Regions from separate parts of the Homo sapiens genome. Here all the other regions are linked to region 1. Evidence: chromatin loops called from intact Hi-C (ENCODE). Cell type or tissue: sigmoid colon. All regions are shown on one strand. Region 1 has its middle 45 kb from the start of ARHGEF10L. Region 2 has its middle 56 kb from the start of PAX7. Region 3 has its middle 7.4 kb from the start of IGSF21.

Region 1 (5,000 bases):
TTCAAGACCAGCCTGGGCAACATGGTGAAACCCTGTCTCTACTAAAATACAAAAAATTAGCCCGGCATGGTGGCATGCAGCTGTAGTACCAGCTACTCGGGAGACTGAGGCAGGAGAATTGCTTGAACCCAGGAGGCAGAAATTGCAGTGAGCCAAGATAGCGCCACTGCACTTCAGCCTGGGCAACAGAGCAACACTCCATTTCAAAAAAAAAAGAAAAGAAACAGGTAGCCAGGCACGGTGGCTCACAACTGTAAACCCAGCACTTTGGGAGCCCGAGGTGGGTGAATTGCTTGAGCCCAGGAGTTCAAGACCTATCTGGGCAACATGGCAAAACCCTGTCTCTACTAAAATATAAAAAATTAGGCAGGTGTGGCAGCACGCACTTGTAGTCCCAGCAACTCCCGAGGCTGAGACATGAGAATTGCTTGAACCCAGGAGGTGGAGGTGGCAGTGAGCCGAGATTGTGCCACTGCACTCCAGCCTGGGTGATAGAGTGAGGCATGGTCTCCAGAAGAAAAAAAAAAAAGAAGAAGAAGAAGAAACAGGTAAATTTGTGTGCTTTTCTGCTTTGGTTTGATGAAGAGTAGGCAGTTGTGAAGAAGTATAATTGGAGAACAAAAGAGTCTGATCTAATGATAATAGATAGGGGGCGGTGAGGGGTGGCAGGACGGTGGAAATGGGACTTAGCAAGGCCTGATTGTTCAGATTCTTCTTGGCATCTCTGTGTCTTTGGCTCCTTTCCTTTGGGAATAGAGAGGGCACCTCCCCAGTGAAAGCTTTATGGTCTGATCAGGGAAGAAGGGAGAGGCAAAGGTGAGAGACTGCCCATCTGCTTCTGCTGTTTTCTCCAATGTTAAGATGCCATGGGCCGGGTGCGGTGGCTCACGCCTGTAATCCCAGCACTTTGGGAGGCCGAGGCAGGCGGATTACCTGAGGTCAGGATTTCAAGACCAGCCTGACCAACATGGAGAAATCCCATCTCTACTCAAAATACAAAAATTAGCTGGGCGTGGTGGCGCATGCCTATAATCCCAGCTACTCAGGAGGCTGAGGCTGGAGAATCGATTGAACCTGGTAGGCGGAGGTTGCGGTGAGCCGAGATCGTACCATTGCACTCCAGCCTAGGCAACAAGAGTGAAACTCTGTCTCAAAAAAAAAAAAAAAAAAGACTGAGTGGGCACAGTGGCTCACGCCTGTAATCTCAATGCTTTAGGAGGCTGAGGGAGGAGGATGGCTTGAGTTCAGGAGTCCGAGACCAGTCTGGGCAACATGGCAAGACCCTGTCTCTACAAAAAAATTTAAAAATCAGGCCAGGCACAGTGGCTCACACCTGTAATCCCAGCACTTTGGGAGGCTGAGGCAGGCGGATCACCTGAGGTCAGGAGTTTGAAACAGCCTGGCCAACATGGCGAAACCCTGTCTCTACTAAAAATACAAAAATTAGCCAGGCGTAGTGGCAGGCGCCCGTAACCCAGCTACTCGGGAGGCTGAGGCAGGAGAATTGCTTGAAACTGGGAGGCAGAGGTTGCAGTGAGCCAAGATTGCGCCACTGTACTCTCCATCCCAGGCAACAGCGTGAGACTCCATCTAAAAAAAAAAAAAAAAAAGGGTGGGCGTGGTGGCTCATGCCTGTAACCCCAGCACTTTGGGAGGCCGAGGCGAGCGGATCACCTGAGGAGTTCGAGACTAGCCTGGTCCAACATGGTGAAACCCTGTCTCTACTAAAAATACAAAAATTAGCTGGGCGTGGTGGTGGGCACCTGTAATCCTAAGTACTCGGGAGGCTGAAGCAGGAGAATCGCTTGAACCCAGGAGCTGGAGGTTGCAGTGAGCCGAGATCTTGCCACTGCACTCCAGCCTGGGTGACAGAGCGAGACTCCATCTCAGATAAAAAAAAAAAAAAAAAAAAGTCCAGGCACGGTGGCTCACGCCTGTAATCCCAGCACTTTGGGAGGCTGAGGCAGGCAGACCATGAGGTCAGGAGTTCGAAACCAGCTTGACCAACATGGAGACACCCCATCTCTACTAAAAATACAAAAATTAGTAGGGCATGGTGGCAGGCGCCTGTAATCCCAGCTACTTGGGAGGCTGAGGCAAGAGAATTGCTTGAACCCAGGAGGCAGAGGTTGCAATGAGCCAAGATCGTGCCACTGCACTCCAGCCTGGGCAACAGAGCAAGACTCTGTTTAAAAAAAAAAAAAAAAAGGTGTCACAGCCTCTACCCTGGAGTCATCATGGGTGCAACATGGCAGGTGAAAGTTGGAGCTGGGACATTCTCTCATCAACCAGCAATGATAATAAAGGGAAATAATAACACAGCCCTGGCCATGTGCCTGACGCTCTGCTTCATATTTTATAGAATAACTCATTTAATTGTCCCAACAGCCCTATGAGGTGGTTACAATTATCCCCATTTTGCAGGCGAGGAAACTGAGGCACAGAGAGGCAAAATCACTAGTCCATGGTTACCCAGCTAGCAAGCGGTGCCTCTAAGCTCAGCACTGCACTGATGATTTTATTAGCTCACAAACTCCCCAAGGTAATACAGCCAGTTTATAGATGAGAAAATCAAGGGTCAGATGGGAAAGTCACAGACTCCAAGATCACACAGGTAGCAGTGTCTGCACCCAAGGCCTGAGCACTTTGTTCTCAGAGAACAAAGGAGGTCTCCCCTCTGTCCGGAAGCCTCCTGAGGACAAGGAGGTTGGCTGTGGCCCCACTGGAGGCTGGACCCACCTGGGCAGAATCGTGGTGCGGAGGCGCCCTCTGCTGGCAGCAGGGAAAAGACCAGCAAAAGGAGCCTTCCTTTCCTCCCTTTGCTTCTGGCCTAGAGCAGGTTCTTGAGCACCTCCTCTGGGCCTTGCCTGGCACTGGGGATGCTGAAATGGATGAGTCATCACCCCTCTCTTATCCCCTCAGAGGAAATGAACCATTTTGAAAGGGTTATCAGCAGAGGGCTGGGGAGAAACACCTGACCTAGCCTGGGCAGTCTGAGAGGGCTTCCTGGAGGAGGTGATCTGCATTGAATGAAAGGTAGCCTGATTCAGTTCAAGTCTCTGGGACCAAAACAATTTAGGCTTCATTGGCCAGGGTAGTTGTCACAGGCCACCCTGATCATGATATCAAGAAAACCCAAGAGCCAGATGCAGTGGCTCATGCCTGTAATCCCAACTCTTTGGGAGGCCAAGGAGGGAGGAGCGCTTGAGCCAAGGAGTTTGAGACCAGACTGAGCAACATAGAAAGACCCCCACTCTACAAAAAAAAATTAAAAAATTAGCCAGGCATGATAGCACACACCTGTGATCCCAGCTACTTGAAAAGCTGAGGTGGGAGAATCCCTTAAGCCCCGGACATCAAGGCTGAAGTGAGCTGTGATGGTGCCACTGCACACCAGCCTGGGTGACAGAGCAAAACCCCATCTCAAAAAAAAGAAAAAAGAAAACCCACAGAAGTGAAATGTAAATGAGGGCTCTGATAAGCCAAGGAATTTCAGGGGGAAGTGCCTTCCAGGCAAAAGGAACAGAGAGGGCAAAGGCTCTGAACACAGAAGGTGAGACAGACCAAGGAACAGCAAGGGGGCAGGTGTGGCTGGATCAGAGTGAGCAGAGGGGAAGGAAAAGAGTTAGGGAAGGGAGCTAATAGAAAAATTATGACTTTATGTGTGGGTGTGCTGCCTAATTCACCCAATCCACCTTTCATTGTCTTTTTTTTTTTTTTTGAAACAGTCTCGCTCTATTGCCCAGGCTGGAGTGCAGTGGTACAATCTCAGCTCACTGCAACCTCTGCCTCTTGGGTTCAAGTGATTCTCCTGCCTCAGCCTCCCAAGTAGCTGGGATTACAGGCACTCACCACCATGCCCGGCTAATTTTTTGTATTTTTAGTAGAGATGGGGTTTCACTATGCTGGCCAGGCTGGTCTCAAACTCCTGACCTCGTGATCCACCCACCTCGGCCTCCCAAAGTGCTGGGATTATAGGCGTGAGCCACAGCGCCTGGCAAATTTGGTTACTTCTATGGTTTACAATAACTTAGCATAATAGCCATAATTATAATTGATAGCATATACTTAGACATTGGAATTTTAGAAATCCCATACCATTTTGGAATATATATTAGTACTATTCACAAAAATATAACCTAAAGAAGATTGACTGCCTGGCCGCTGCACTGTCTGGGAAGTGAGGAGTGCCTCTGCCTGGTCGCCGTGCAACCCTCCAGGTGTGAAGTGGCAGCCTTGTGTGTGATCTTTCTGCCCTCCCCAAGTTTGCATTTTTGACAGTAAAGTTTACTTTTAAATTAAAAGATTTAAATTGGGGAAGATTAAAAAAAAAAAAAGAAGATTGAGCATCATTTTGGCAATCTCATGTACCTAAACATGTTGAATAATCCTGTTTACCTCCTTTCTGGATGTTTTCAGTGGCCCTCTGATCCATCCAAAAAGCCAGGCATTAGGAAAGACAATTTTGAAACTGAAGTTTGATTTTGGAATTCCAGATTACCGTAAGTTCTTTATTTTGCCAAAACGATGACTCAGAAATTTTAAAGAAGCAAAAACTTTGTATAACCCTTTTGAATTTAGTCAATATGTTCACACAGAGAACCTCTTCTGCAAATTAATTTTGCCAATTCTTCTACCACTTCTTTGAACCTTCAGCTTTTTCTATCTAACTCAAAACAATCATTTAACCCTAGGCAAAATTTACATTTCCATGCCTTCTTATAACCTTTTACAAAAAAAAAAAAAAACCACAACACATTTTACTGTTCTTATACACCTTGCATGTAAATCTATTTGCAGAAGTCTCGCTCTGTCACCCAGGCTGGAATGCAGTGGTATGATATCAGCTTACAGAAACTTCCACCTCCCGGGTTCAAGCAATTCTCCTGCCTCAGCCTCCCCAGTAGCTGGGATTATAGGCGTGTACCAACATGCCCAGCTAATCCTTATATTTTTAGCAGAGACGGGGTTTCACCATGTTGGCCAAGCTGGTTTCGAAC
Region 2 (5,000 bases), 1.1 Mb before region 1:
AGTAGAGACGGGGTTTCACCATGTTGGCCAGGCTGGTCTCAAACTCCTGGCCTCAAGTTGTCCATGATGAAAGGTTCCTGTGTATTTCAAATGGCCTGTGCAGGTGACCATCTGGCAAAGCCATCAGTGATAAAGAAAAGCCAGGCCACGGCAGAGGCCCTAGCCAGGCCCATATCCCAAGGGCTGTTGACTGACAGCTCAACCCTTCTCCAGAGGCTGGAAGTGGTTCAGAGCTGGGAACAGAGAGAAAAGCAAGGTCCAGAGAATGGGGGAGTCCCCTCTGTGGGTGAGAACATCATGCTCAGCCCACTCGCCATGGAGCTGGAGGGCAGGACACCTGCGTCCATGAAGGCCTAAGAGCAGCCCCACTGTTCAGTCCATACCAGACTCTGCCCTGGATACTGGTACCCTGGGATGAGCGTGCAGAGAAGGTCTTGGAGGAGCTTTGGAAGGGCTTCCTGTGTTCAGTCATCTATCTGTTATTCGGAGCACAGAAAGGCTAAATGACTTGTCCACCTTTATGTGCCTAGGAATTAAAGGGGTCTGCCTGGGTCTAGGCCTGTCTGATTCCAAAGGTTGTTCTCATCTTGTTTGTGTAGGTGCGGGAACCAGCACAGTGTATGGCCCCAGGGGGTGGGGGTTCAGGAGATTTTTGTGAAAGACCAATAATTGGAGAATGTGGGCTGTTCAAATGTGTCTTTGTCCTTGTCCAGGCCTTCTCAGAAAGACAAGTGGGGGCAATGGATCAGGGACAACTTTCTGAGGCCGGTGGGCTCTGGTGAGCTCAAATGTGGGGGAAGGAAGCCCCAGATGCTAAAAAGCTGACTCTGTCTTCCACATGTTCAGGGAGTTTTGCCCAGAAGTGAAGACGGGGTGGAAACTCACTCGTCTGTGCTGGTCCTTGTGGGGGAGGGCTGAAGGGAGGGCTGAAGAGAGAGCGAAGAGAGCTTTCTACATTTCATCTCCACTGCTGAGGGTCCTGCCCGCTTTGGAAGGCACCACTTTCCTGGGCCCAGAGAGGCTCAGCTAGTTTTCTGTGGTCACAAAGCATAATGTTGGTGATGATGGTGATGATGATTATGGTGGTGATGGTGGCGATGAGAGTGTTGATGATGATGGCAGTGGTGGTGACAGTGATGACCTGGTGAAAATGACCTGTTTGTTTACTGTGTGCTTATTATGTGGATCTTTTTCTTTTTTGTGAGATAGGGGCTTGCTCTGTCACCCAGGCTGGAGCACAGCAGGGCATTCACAGCTCACTTGCAGCCTCAACTTCCTGGGCTCAAGTGATCCTCCCACCTCAGCCTCCTGAGTAGCTGGGACTACAGGTGTGCACCACCATACCCAGCTATTTTTTTAAAAATTTTTTTATAGAGATAGAGTCTCACTATGTTGCCCAGGCGGGTCTCAAACTCCTGGGTTCAGGTGATCCGCCTGTCTTGGCCTCCCAAAGTGCTGGGATTACAGGCGTGAGCCACCACACCTGGGCTTGAGGCAGGTCTCCTAAGGCCCAGCCTTAAAACTCACACAGCACCACTCCTGCTGCATTCTACTTGTCAAACAAAACCAAGGGTAGGCCAGATTCGGGGGTGGGGGGGGAGGCGCGGAAATAGACGGCACCTTGGTGTGGGAGGACAGCTGAGGATAATTTCTTGCCTTTTACCGTCCACCATAGCCGGGACTGGAGCCTCAGTCTGAGTCCAAAGACCCCCAGAGGTGTGCTCCTGACCCCACACTGACTGGCTTCCACTTTCTCCCCAGCGTCTCTTTCAGGTTTGTGTTTGTGGGGAGGAGTTAGGGGAGGAGGCCAAGCTTGTTTCTGTGGCCTCTCACCTCGGCTTCCCGCTCCCTCATTCCTGCATATTTTTGTCGTACTCCAGGGCTCAGCCCCTGGACCAGCTGTCAGCTCAGTCAGGGACCTGGTGCTGGAAGAACAACACAGATGGCCACTGGGGGCCAGCAGAGTCAAGGCCTGGGCGAATCCGTCCCAAGGAGCTGGGTCCCTGGTTGGGCTGGGGGCTGCCCTAGGCAAGACGGAGCTGGGGGTCGGGTTGGCCAGATGTCACTCACTCCCAACCCCTTCATCCAGAGCTTGGTGCTGTTTTTACCCTCTTATGCAGTGAGTCCGTGGGGGCGAGGGGACTTGAGTGCCAGTCTTGTCTCTGTGTGACCTTGGGTAAGTCACCCTCCCGTGCCTCCTGGGGCTCAGTTTCCCCATTTGCACAGGGAGCTGGTGGATTGGTTAGTTTCTGGGGAGGCAAGGCTGCCTGGTGCCTCCCGACTTCTAGTCCTCTGTTCTGTCTGTGGGACCTGCAGGCTCCTTTTCATGAGCAGAAAGGGCTCCGTGGCTTAAAATGAGGTTCCCCCTTGACAGCCCCTGCTGGGCCCGGGTAGCCCTGCTCTGGAGGACAGAGCCCCTCCTGAGCCAGCTGGGCTGCGAAAACCTGTGTGCTCCCCTGGTAGGACGAGAGGTCCTGGATTTAAGCAGAGGCTTCTCTCTTCTCTCCTTCCCTCTACCCAGGAGACCCCTCCAGCTCCTAGAGGAGATCCCAGGTCTCAGCTGCTGCCCACCTGGTGAGGCCTCAGAACCGATGAGGGGACATGGGCAGGGAGGGACTGAGCCAACAACACCCTCATCCTGGCTTCGGTTTTCAATTTTTTCTTTTTTAAGAGACGGATCTTGCTCTGTTGCCCAGGCTGGAGTGCAGTGGCACAATCATGGCTCACTGCAGCCTCCAACTCCTGGACTCAAGTGATCCTCACACCTTAGCCTCCTGAGTAGCTGGGACTATAGGCATATGCCACCACGCTCAGCTAATTTTTAAAATTTTTGGTAGAGACAGGGTCTCACTGTGTTGCCCAGTCTGGTCTCCAACTCTTGGCCTCAAGCAATCCTCCTGCCTCTGCCCTCCAAAGCACTGAGGTTACAGGTGTGCACCACTGCACACGGCCAGAATTTTTTTTTTTTTTTTTTTTAAGTAACAAAAACAAGATGGGATTGTGGGCAGGGCGATTTGACCCAGCTTAATAGGCTTGGGAACTTGTTCTGGCTGCCAGGGTGGGTTCCAGGCCCTGCGGCTCCCTGAGGCTCCCCACAACTCTGTCCTGTTACACTTGTCACATGGCCTTGTGGTCTGGGAGTGTTCTGCAGTAGTGTCTGAATCCACTCTGTGTCCCCGGGCCCCAGTTTGGCTCCTTTCGGGCAGCTCAGTAGTGGTGACTAGCATTCACATATGTGCCCAGCACCACGGTAGGTCCTTCTTGACCCCTTCTCCTTGGAGAAACTCCATGGGGGAGATGCCTTTACTGTCCCCATTTGCAGATGGGTAAACTGAGGCCCAGAGGCCTAGACACATTGCAGAGAGTCATGCTCTTAGTAGGTGGCAGAGACAGGATTGGAACCCAGGTCCACACTGCTAATCACTTTACTGCTTCCCAGTGAGCAGAAATTGAGTCAATGAATGGCTTCCCTAGACCCGGGTCTCAGAGTCTTGCCAAGGCTGGACTCAGGGCAGTGGTGGTGGAGAGTCCTGGCCCAAGTGGGACCTGGGTCGAAGTAGTGGTTTTGTCAGCTGCCATTCAACATCTCTGTTGGACACCGAGCTCAGGGGGCAGGGTGGACACCCATCGTATTTCTTGCTGCATCTTTGTGCCTGCTGGATGAGCAAGCCCAGTGAGAGTTTGTTGACTGACCATATGATTGACTGAGTGAGACCAGAGTGGCCCTGTCACCTCTCTGGGATTTTGGTGCTGGCTGTTCATGGTGGCTCTGGACCCAGAGCCTCTTCGAAACATTAAAACCCTCTTTCATGATTGATTGTTCAATTGACTAGTTGATTTATTCATTTATTCAACAAATATTTATTGAGTGCCTCCTCTGTGCGGGGAATATGCAGCAAACTAAAGAGACAAGGTCCCTGCCCTTGAGGCTCACACCTTAAGGGAGGGAGACAAAGAAAGAAACAAACAGATCATCGTGGATTGCAGGAGACGTGAACAGAGGGATGAGATAAGGAGCCACTGGGGCGGCGGCTACTCTTAGGGGTGCACTATGAGCTGAGACCTCAAATTATGACACTGCTGAACAAAGGCCAGAGGCTTTGGGCTTCAGGTAGAGGGAACGGTTGGTGCAAACATCCTGAGGCAGCAATAGCTTGGTGTGTTGGAAACAGAGGAAGGAGGCCCGTGTGGCTGAGATGGAATGAGGAGACGTGGTGGGGGTCTCCCAGGGGACAGATAAGGGTGGCTTGACTAGGGTGGGGGCTGAAGAAATAGAGAGATGTGACAGACATGAGCCACCATGCCCGGTGGCTCATGCAAGAAATACAGAGGAAGTGAAACCACACATTTGCGGGCACAGTCTCTCCCTGCTGCAGGGCTTCCCAAAGAGGAAGACATGAGGGAGGGCTCCCTGGAAGAGGAGGGCTTCCTCTAGGCTGGAAGGACTGGGGGGTCTTGGAGCACAGCGGGAGCAGAGAGGCAATCCTTGGAACAACATGGGTGTGTGTGGGTGAGGAGGACGAGGAAATACAGGGATGAGCGAGGCGGAACTGTGCAGAGGTTTAAATGGGCATTGATGCCAGCCACACTTGCCAGCTCTGTAGCCTTAGGCGAGTTAGCTGACCTTGCTGAGCCTCAGTTTTCTCATCTGCAAAATGAAGCATGCAGATCCCTCTTGCAAAGGGTGTGTCAGGACTGAATGAGATTATATGCATAAAGCCGGGTACAGGGGTTGAGAACTCCGATCCTCCTCATCATGGTGGGGTCCTTGTTTCAGCTCCATTCCATTCCAGTCCTCAACAGTGTGCCTTGGTTTCTCTGCAGAATGGGGAGGGTAGGGCCTGAGCCCACTGGACAGTGAGCACCCCTCCAAAGACCTTAGATGATGGAGTGGCTGGGGTCAGGACCAGTGTTGTAACTGCTCCCCCTGTCTCTTCTGGGTGTTCTCCTATTCCCACTCCAGCTGCCACCTGGAGGGACCAGTTTGCAGCAGAGCTTCC
Region 3 (5,000 bases), 610 kb before region 1:
ATGAAAGGTTATGAGAAGTCCTGCAGTTTTTTGTGTTTGGCTTGTCTATGTTCATTTTCCAGTTTTATTTTGTTGAAGTCCACACTTGTTTGGCCTCAGAACCCTCTTTCCATTAATATCTATTAACATCGTGTGAGCAAGAGCTCTGGGAATCACAGGGTGGAAAATGCCGCTCTGGCCCTGAACAAGCCTCCTGATCTCTTCCTCGATATCATAGCAGTAGAAATAGTAATAATAATAACAACAACTACTGCCAATTGATGCCATTTATTGAGAGCTTACTATGTGCCAAGTGCTATACTTTGCTTGTACTATTCATTGAATTCTTTCCAGAATCTTGTAGGTCATTTCTGTGTTTAGACCATGGAATAAACAAGAATAATGAGACACTTAGAAATGCAAGCCCTGGCCTAAGGGCATAGAGTCAATAAGAGGTGAAGCTGGCATTTGAACCCAGATGATCTCTTCTAACTAGTCCCTGCTTCCAGACCCAGCCTCCCCAGTTCATCCACCCTGCTGCCGTTGGAGAGACCTTTCTCCTGCACGGTTCTCACCATGTCTGTACCTCAACTCCTCTGCTCTCTGTTTTCACAGCACTCCCTATTGTTGAAGGTCCAAGCTCTTTAGTATGCCCCTTTGGCTGCATCCTAAGCCCCCTCTGGTTTTGTCCCTCCTTCCCCTGCTCTCACTCACCTCATGCTCTGGATCATTCTATGTCCCTCCAACACTAGGGGTTTTGTTGCGTCTCTGCCTTTGCTGGTGCTGTTCTTCCTGTCTGATAGCCATCTCCCCTTCTCCAACCAACAATTCCCATTCATACATTAAGGCCAAGGTTGATAGTCACATCTGTTGGGAAGCCTTTCTTTCGCCTCCCTCAGAGTCAGGCGTAACTCACCTTTCCGATCACAGGCCAGCACCTATAACATTGTTTTATGGATCTGTGGGAATGTGACCAACATAAGGGTAGGGAACACAGCTGATTCATCTCTTTATTGACTGTGTCTGGCAGGTGGTAGGTGCTTAAGAAAGTGACTGTTGGATAAATGCAAGGAAGGAAGTTGGTTATGAGAATTACTGGGTGGGTGGATGAATGGATGGGTGGATGGATGTGAGAATGATTGTATGGATGGATATGGGAATCATTGGATGAATGGATGGATGGATGGGTGAGTGGGCAGATGAGTAATGGTAGGTGGGTGGGTGGGTTGACAGAAGGATTAGAGAAAGGATTGTTGGGTGGATAAGGGCATGGATGGAGGCATGGATAGATGAACCGAGGTTAGAAAGCATCAGCAAGATTTTTACTTTTTCCTGTATCGCTGCACTTGCTAAGTGTGAGACACATGGACCAACAGATATTAGTCATAGTTAGAACGTGCCAACAGATGTAGTCAAGTGTACCGGCTTAATGCATGGGCTCCAGAGTTGGCCTGCCTAGGCTCAAATCCCAGCTTCAGCACTCAAAAAAAAAATGACGGTTGGAAGGGAGGAAGGAAGGAAGAAAGGAAGAAAGGAAGGAAGGAAAGAGGGAAGGGGGTAGGTAGGGAGGGAGTTGCGAAGAAGGGAAGGAAGAAAGGAAGGAAGGAAGGGAGGAAAGAGGAAGGGAGGGGAGGGAGGGGAGGGAGAAGAAGGAGGGAGGGAGGGAGGAAGGAAGGAAAGAAAGGAGGAACTTCTGTAAGAACTTGTGCAAATTATTTAACGTTCCTGTGTTTCCATTTCCTCATCTGTAAAATGGGACTGGGTCTAAGAGTACCAACCTCATCAAGCTGTGTTGATTTATTAAGACAATGCTTCAAATGACATAAGCACCCAATAAACATTAGCTGTAACAACTCTTACTGAAAGCCAAGGCAGCCATACGATGCTGTAATTATCCCACACTGTGGCTCCTTCTTTTTGTCCTTAGCTTCCTGCATTCTTAAGTGGAGAGAGGTGGATAAAGACTCCCAGGGTCAAGATCTCAAGGGACTCAGATGTTGGCCATGACTCCAAATCAAAGAAAAAAGCCAATGGGAACAGAACCTGTGATTTGTTTTTCCTCTGTGGCATTTTCCAGCATTAGTCAGTCCATTCCTGGCTCTGGACTCTTGTCTCCACGATTGTCAAGACGGGGCTGGGATCTTCTGAGGTCACCCTTGGAGCGGCCTCTTTCCTCCTTTCCTGGACAAGCTGCAATATCACACATTGACAACAGGTGGCGCCATCGAATACATGATTTGTTCCGTTTTTACAACCTTTCAAGTTCAAGGGCCTATCTATATTCCGTAAAACCGAATCAGCTTCCTGTTTTACGAGTTCTTTAGGCTTTATTATATTTGCAGTGAGGCAGGCTATTACAAAACACAAATCCTTAAGCTCCTTAATTAGCCACAATTGTAGGATGGGTCCATAATACTATAGATGAGACCCAAAGCAAGACTGTCGGCTCCCTGCACTCTTGGAGGGGCATTTTGTCCCTCCTGCATAACGCAGCAATGCTCTCTTCGGTCGGTTCACGCATGTGTCTTGCCTCCCCAGGTAATAGTCCATGCTTTGGGAAGTCTGGGCCCATTTCACTTTGTTCCTTATTATCTTCCACACCTCCCCTCTCTGGCCTGGGTCACGTGGTTCTGGAGGAACCCGGAGCAAAGAAGGAAGGTCCGGCTAACCAGGCTCGTCACTCAGTTGGGAATGAAGAGGTATTTGTTACAAAAGGCCTCTGATTAATTACAAACGCCATCCGGCGAAGCCTGACAATTTCCTCAGCCTATTTTCCCTCTTGAGTTTCTAGGCCCTGAAACATTGTAGAAAATCCCCATTTGATTTATAAGATAGGGAAGTGATTTCATTTCTCTGGGCTTCACAGTTTTCATTTGTAAGAGGCAAAGGCTGGGCTGGCTTTCCGAGGCCCCTGAAAACCTATGGCTTGTCTGGGCACAAATCCACCTCCGCTTTCCTTCTCTTCATCTCTTCCTTCCTGTGCCACTATGGAAGCGATTACTCTGCACCTGGCACTGAGCTAGGACTTGGGAGACTGGCTTTCTGGAGGAGGTGAGACCTAAAGCTCTGAAGGATGCCCAAGTTAGCCAGGGAAAGAAAAGCTTTGGGGGCAGAGCTGCATGTGCAATGCCTTACAAAAGCATGCAGCAGAGATTGCCTTCCAGGAGAGAGCAGGTGGTCCAGGAAGGCTGGAACTAGGTGGTGTAGGGGGAGGAGGCTGTGAGGTTAAGCAGGATTATTGTAAACCACACAGGGCTGATGAAGGACAGTGCAGGAACAATGAAAACTGCATTGAACAAATGAGTGAGATGCACATGCCAGTTTGAGATTTGGTGACTCTCGACATTAGATCCTTCTGTACCGACCAGTTCCTTCTCAGCCCCAGAAGATGCTTCGTCATCCTTGGAGCCCTGACATCTCCACCAAGGTGCTCTTTTTCTTCCTCCTTTCTCTCTGTACTACTGATTGAAGACGAAGCAATCCCATACCCCTGCCGGTCACCTAACACTATCTCCCCTCCCTGACTTCCTTGTGTTGACTTCCACCCATGCTCAGCCTCCTGTCCTGCTCTCCATTGACCCTGGCAAGAGGATGATCCTACAAGGAGGCAATTGATGAATCAGACTGGAATGTTTCCCTGGAATGAAAGGCTATTGGGAGGCACATAGGGAAAATCACTTACCTTTCAAAGCTATCTTTTCCTGAAAAGAGTGCTAATGGACTGCTAGCACTGGGAACATAGAGGCATTGTTCATGCTTTTAATGACTTCAAAGGAAGGTGCCTAGGCACTGGGGGCATGGCAGCTGAGAGGCATAGGCTCAGCCCAATCCCTAACAGCATTACACCAGGGTCCCTAAACAAGTGGTTCTAGTGGATCACTGCTACTGCTGAGGGTTCGAATAACACACATGTTTATTGGGCTTCTCTGGACCAGGCACTGAGCTGGGTACAAGGGACACAGAAGCAAAAGGACATGGTTTGTGCCCTGAGGAGCACACAGTTGGCAAGTGTTGGTACAGAATCAAGACCACCTGAGTGCCAACATCTCAGGGCAGACAGCCTGTCTCTGCTCACCAGATCTCGTTGCCAGCAGAGCTGTACCCACTGCCTGATCCACTTACTTTCTGCTTCCCAGATGCCTCTCTCAGGCTCCTTCCCTCCTGCTGTGTCCCCAGACCTCACCTCACTCAGGCCTCCACATAAAGGAAGGACAGTTGAGCCTCCCCAGAACTGACATCTGCTCAATTCCTTGGACCTCATTTTCTGTACAAAGCACCACCCTCAACTATCCACATCCAGGTTACCTGGGTATACCCAGGGTTACAAGCTGATCAGGTTAGCCCCCTTAAAATCCTTCACTGGCTCCTCAGGGCCTGTACACTAAAGCCAGCATTCCTGGAATGGTTTACAAGGGTCTTCAGCTCTATCCTGGGTTCACTTCTGCAGCTTTGTTCACATGTTCAGTTCTCAGAGTTCACGAAGCTCTCTCTCTTGATTGCAGACCTTTCTACATGCTGCCCCCTCTGCTGAGATAGCCATCCAAGCTCCCCTCCCTCTCCCATCTCCCCTACCCTGTCCCATGCACCCCACACACATCCTTTAAGCTGGCTAATTTCTGCTCCTGCTCCAGAGCTCAGCTTTCTTTGTCATAGTTCAGGAAGCCTACATTGGATGCCTTCTCTTGGCCTTTTCAGCCTCTGTGCTTGCACCAGGGGATTAAGACTATAGTGGTCAGATGGGCAAAGTACAGGGTGGGTGTATTAGTCCATTTTGTGTTTCTATAAAGGAATACCTGAGACTGGTAATTGATAAAGAAAGAGGTTTATTTGGCTCATGGTTTTGGGGGCTGTACAAGCATGGCACCAGCATATGCTCAGCTTCTGGTGAGGCTTCAGGAAGCTCTTACTCCTGGTGGAAGGTAGAGGGGGAGCAGGAGTGCCACATGGCAAGAGAGGGAGCAAGAGAAAGAGGAGGAGGTGTCAGGCTCTTCTTAACAATCAGATCTCACAGTAACCTCAAG

Evidence for each region. Peaks named below come from ENCODE experiments on the same cell type or tissue, not always from the same donor. Only the 100,000 strongest peaks of a DNase experiment are listed, where the experiment ranks them.
Region 2: a loop joins it to region 1, with 5 times the contacts of the local background. A loop is called at or near these places in 30 of 110 quality-filtered maps.
Region 3: it touches region 1 in a loop (5-fold over the local background); 19 of 110 quality-filtered maps call a loop at or near these places.

What each region holds. Positions count from the first base shown.
Region 1 is chr1:17,492,205-17,497,204 of GRCh38, reverse strand. No RefSeq gene overlaps it. Among named protein-coding and RNA genes, the nearest start is that of ARHGEF10L, 45 kb to the left of the region's middle. RefSeq lists a silencer at 2,633-2,775. In sigmoid colon, a CTCF peak has its summit at 2,776 (motif pointing left); a DNase peak (open chromatin) is centred at 2,764.
Region 2 is chr1:18,572,720-18,577,719 of GRCh38, reverse strand. No RefSeq gene overlaps it. Among named protein-coding and RNA genes, the nearest start is that of PAX7, 56 kb to the left of the region's middle. RefSeq lists enhancers at 1,412-1,989, 1,990-2,568. In sigmoid colon, a CTCF peak has its summit at 1,954 (motif pointing right); a DNase peak (open chromatin) is centred at 1,980; H3K27me3 peaks cover 1,345 bases.
Region 3 is chr1:18,097,864-18,102,863 of GRCh38, reverse strand. No RefSeq gene overlaps it. Among named protein-coding and RNA genes, the nearest start is that of IGSF21, 7.4 kb to the left of the region's middle. RefSeq lists an enhancer at 3,418-3,940. In sigmoid colon, a CTCF peak has its summit at 2,180 (motif pointing right); a DNase peak (open chromatin) is centred at 2,163; H3K27me3 peaks cover 712 bases.